Linked DNA regions of Homo sapiens: region 2 is linked to region 1. Evidence: chromatin loops called from intact Hi-C (ENCODE). Cell type or tissue: ascending aorta. All regions are shown on one strand. Region 1 has its middle 120 kb from the start of GATA6. Region 2 overlaps LOC105372017 (a long non-coding RNA gene).

What was found. A loop is a pair of places that touch in the nucleus more often than their neighbours do. Peaks named below come from ENCODE experiments on the same cell type or tissue, not always from the same donor. Only the 100,000 strongest peaks of a DNase experiment are listed, where the experiment ranks them.
Region 2: it touches region 1 in a loop (2.7-fold over the local background); 12 of 110 quality-filtered maps call a loop at or near these places.

What each region holds. Positions count from the first base shown.
Region 1 is chr18:22,285,718-22,288,217 of GRCh38, reverse strand. No RefSeq gene overlaps it. Among named protein-coding and RNA genes, the nearest start is that of GATA6, 120 kb to the right of the region's middle. In ascending aorta, no CTCF peak of the experiment used is centred here; a DNase peak (open chromatin) is centred at 1,417; H3K4me3 peaks cover 520 bases; H3K27ac peaks cover 879 bases.
Region 2 is chr18:22,222,764-22,225,263 of GRCh38, reverse strand. All of the region lies in intron 2 of LOC105372017 (a long non-coding RNA gene), which reads right to left. Among named protein-coding and RNA genes, the nearest start is that of GATA6, 54 kb to the right of the region's middle. In ascending aorta, no CTCF peak of the experiment used is centred here; a DNase peak (open chromatin) is centred at 1,433.

The DNA of each region.
Region 1 (2,500 bases):
TGGTATAGATCTTCATGTACCCTAAAATAATAAAGCTTCTAGAAGAAAAGCACAGGAGAATGACCTTGTAGGGAGAAACAGATTTAAATGGGACACAAAGGTAGAAGTGTATATTCTGGAGTCAAACTGCCAAAGTATGAAATCTAACTCCAAAGTTGGGCAAGTTATTTCACCTTTTCGTGCTTCAGTTCCTTCATCTGTAAAATGAAGATAATAAGCAAAGGACTATTCAAGCATCAAATACAATGAAACATGTAAAGTGCCTAGAACAGTGCCTGACACATGGCAGGCACTTATTACTATTATTATCCTTTCTAAAAATATTGAGACGGCCTCCTTTAAGGGAGAGATACTTGTTTTCTTTTTTCTTTTTTTTTTTTTTTTGGGGGGACACAGTTTCACTCTTTTTGCCCGGGCTGGAGTGCAATGGCACGATCTTGGCTCACTGCAACCACCACCTCCCGGGTTCAAGTGATTCTCCTGCCTCAGCCTCTCAAGCAGCTGTGATTACAGGCGCCTGCCATCATGCCCGGCTTTTTTTGTATTTTTTTAGTAGAGATGGGGTTTCACCACGTCGGCCAGGGTGATCTCGATCTCTCTACCTTGTGATCCGCCCACCTCGGCCTCCCAAAGTGCTGGGATTACAGGCATGAGCCACCGCGCCCGGCCAATACTTGTTTTCATTTTGTGTAGAAACCTTATGTTCTGCACTTTAACATACAATTTTTCTTTTCTTCTTTTTTTATCAGCTGACTTTAAGATTCATGATTTTTTCCCCCTCCCTATTGGAGGCTTTGCAGATGTTCATATCAGAGACACTGCCTCACAATTCACAAGCATTTGTTACACACCTGCCTGCCGTGTGCTGGACTCAGGTTCAGGGGCAGGGAGAGGAAGGTGGAGAAGATGCTTATACGGGGAACAGCTGACAGATTTTTTTCCCATCATCAAAAGCTTCCCATATAGTTGAACAGTACAATATAGGTTTGAGAAACTACTAGAAAATGTGACAGCCAATAAGAAATTGCTACACTGAGGCCCTGTGCAATGGCTCACACCTGTAATCACAACACTTTGGGAAGCCAAGGTGGGAGGATCACTTGAAGCCAGGAGTTTGAGACTAGCCTGATCCCGTCTCTAGAAAAATAAGAAAGAAAGAAAGTGCTACAGTTCACCAAGGAGATCATTAGAAAACATGACGGCATATTATAGGTGCTATTTGCACATATAGATGTACATACAGATATAAGTGTTTAAGAAGCTGGAAGAGGAAGAAATTGAAAGCATAGAAGAAACTGATGAGATTGAGTCATGAGAAGTCATGAGTACTTGCCCTGGAATACAACCTCTAAGAGGTGGCAACCCCTAATGCTGGCATGGTTTACTCTATTTGCTTAAGAAACACCCAGAACTGGAATTGCCTGGGCGGGATTACAGGTTTGGACGGCAGAGCCTTGGCAGAGAGAGGAAAGAGAGGAAGTCAGCCGGGGGACACCCACCCACGGCCCTCTCCCGGCTGACATCAGCACTCTCCCTGGGCACCTCATCAAATGATAACTCTAAGAAGTCCTTTGTATGCTAGGATGGTACTACTGATCCATTTTCAGCAAAGGAAACTGTATGCACCTTCTCCTTCCCACTTTCAATTTCTTATTTAACTAGATTTGGAGCAGAAACCAAACACCGTTTCTCACTACTATCAAAACCCTCCAAAATAAGATGACTAAATCTCAAAGAGATTAAACTCCAAAAACAAGTAAGCATTTTAGGCTGTTTAACCCACGCAAGTAAGCATGAGGATTTGAAGTCCACAGATTCACTAATCTTGTGGACATATCCCCAGATTTGTGCTTAATTTCTCCCACTCTCACTTACTTGATATTCCAAGATCTGTCTGACTTAAGTGGGTGAATTATCAGTTTGTGGACTATCCAATTCCCTATTTCTCCTTCTTTCTTCTACTGGCTTTATTTTTTACTTTTTGCTATTTACCACTTATTCTGGAATCTCCATCTGAGGATAGTGGAAAAAAGAGATTGAAATACAATTAATGAAATGTCAGGGAAGAGGTAGAAACTGGTATCTGAAAGCAGTGGGGTTTTAAACATTGTATTAGCGTTATCATTATTATTTTTGTGTTTTTCCTTTATCCAGTCTCCCTCCTCAATCTTTTAAAATTCTCTTCCTTCCTGTCTTAAATTATAAAGGTAATTTGGGCTCAGATGTTGCTTGGTCCTGGCTGAGAATCTTTGACTGTACAACTTCCAGTTTAGACATGCTTTCTGAGGATTTAGTCATCACAAATAATGTATTTGATTACTGAATTCCAGATGTAATAAAATAGAAGCACATTTGTATCATATTCCTACATTATAAATTCTGTATCTAGCTAAAATTTTTTTTCAAAAGTAGCGTATCATCTTCCACTTTCAAATCCTGCTCTCTTCCTCTTTTATTCTAAAAAAATACCCCAAATTAGTGACACCCCCATCCACTCAGT
Region 2 (2,500 bases), 63 kb after region 1:
CAGGTCACTTGTGGGGCCCAGAAGTGAGTTATTGGCTTGGAATGGAAGCTGTGAAAGTTGAAGACGATAAACAGCTACTTGGACCATTTGCCTCAAATTCTGATCACCCATCTCGTCAGCAAAGGCCACAGCTCACTGAGGTTACTGTGGTTTCACCAGGTTTCCTCATTATTTGGAAAAGACCTGAGCTTGCCATTGCTAAGCTAAGTTGAACTATTTCACTTGGCCTAATTTTTCTGGTTATTTTATTTCTTAAAACTTAGCACCAGCTGAGCTTGGTTGCTCACGCCTATAATCCTAGCAACTTGAGAGACTAAGGCTGGCGGATAACTTGAGGCCAGGAGTTCAAGATCAGCCTGGGTGACACAGCAAGACCTCATCTCTAAAAAAAAAAAAAAACAATTAGCCGGCTGTGGTGGTGTGCACCTGTAATCCCAGCTGCTCTGGAGGCTGTAGCGAGCCTGGAAAGTCAAGACTGCAGACGGCAGTGAGTAATGATCACACCACTGCACTCCAGCCTAGGCAACACACCCAAAATCTAAAAAATAAGTAAAATGAAAAACTTAGCACTTATTTTTATTATGGATAAAAACAAGAAGGTGCTTGGCAGAAACAGCACAGCCCAGAGGAAAAAATGGCCCTATTGGTTTCTACCACCCTGATCCTGAATCCCCTGTGACACACAGGGTTAGTGTTCTCTCTTTATGGCTAACAAGTTTTGCTGACCTAGTAGTATTTAGGCAGGACAAGTAAGGCCTCAGGCTTAGGAAGCCAGATGCCTGGGGATTTGTAAGGGAGAGCCCTGGGAGCCTTCCCACGTTGCCCACCTGCACAGAGCTGTGTGCCCTTAAGCAAGTCACTTCACTCACTGAATCCTTCTTTCTGCATTAACTGGAGGATGATTGACACCCAGCCTGTGTTCCTAATACCATCACCCATCCATTGACCAGACACTGTCTTTAGAATCAAATGAGATAGCAGAAAAGGTTTTTTTAAAGCCTTTTACCTATGCTACAGAATAGTATTAAATAAACCAAACACACACACACACACACACACACACACATTTAAGAGGGAGTGGAGGGCGTTTCAGGCATATTAACTGCCCCAGGGACTGACAATGAGGATATAAAGTCCCTATAAGCCAAGGTCCAGGGCTGTCCTGTGTTAGCAGAGCCCTTGAAAGAGCTACCACAGGTCCCAACTAACTATTTAAGAACAAAGGGGAAAACACAACCCAGAAAACCAGAGAGAAGAGAAAAAATAAATAAATAAGAAACCAGGAGTACTGGTGCTTCTGAGGGCAGGTGGAAAGCACAGCCTTAGCCCTGGGGCTTTGATGACATCAGCACTGGCCAGAAAGGAGCTCAGCACATCTCCCTGCCCCTCCCACGGGTTCCAACCCCGCAGTTGCTCACCGCCAGCAGGGCCGGCACCTGAGTCACCCACTTGTCAACGCCCTGGGTTTCCCTTGGACTCCTTGCCCGCCGGGGCTGCCAGATGATGAGATCATAGCACTTGACAAAACCCTGTCTTTCAAAAGCACTTTTATCCAAATGATTTTTTTAAAAAAGAATTTAACAGGCATTATCTTACTAGCTGTCCCATCTTCGGCAAGGCCCACAGCCTGAATACATTAAGGTGTGTTCAGGTTTGAATACACCTTATTTTTTAGGGCAGTCTTAGGTTCATAGCAAAATTGGGCAGAAAGTACGGAGCTCTCACAGACCCCTTGTTCCCCCAGCACGCACAGCCCCACCCACTATCCGCATCCCCACATCCTGCACCAGAGTGCTACGTTGGTTACAATCCAAAGTCCATAGTCCGTGTTAGGGCTCACCCTTGGTGTTGTACATCCTATGACATATTCAGTTTTCAAGGAGAGAAACAGGCAACAAGGGTTCAGAAATGCACACCCTCTCAGTAGAGCAAGGACTCCACCCTCCCCAACCAGGACAGCCTTCTCTCCATCCTTAGTGTGATGCTTTCCTTCTTCAGCCATAAAGCAAGGGAACACTTGATAAGTATTAACGCGTAGGGAAAGTTTTTTCTAAAGCAGAATCATCTAAACTAGTGCTCCTCAAACTTTTACTTGAATACAAATCCCTCGAGAGTCTTGCTAAATCCAGATTTGGCTTGAATAGGTCTGGGACAGAGCCTGAGCTGCTCCAACAAGCTCCCAGGGGATGCCCACGCTGCAGGTGATCAGACCATATTTTGAGGAGCAAGGCTCTGTTTTAAAGGAGTGGCCACAGGGAGTGGGAGCTTTCAAGTGAGTGGATTGGGCCAAATCATACCTCTGCCAATGGCTGGATCTAAAACAATGTGATGATCAAACCTACGTTGCAGGACTCAAGAGGACAATGAATGCAAAGTTCAGTTCCGAGCTGGCACTCAATGACCTGAGCGTAACTACTGTTACTCTCCTTTTTGTTACTATTAGTATTATTATTATTAAGGCAGAGTCTCACTCTGTTGCCCAGGCTGGAGTGCAGTGGTA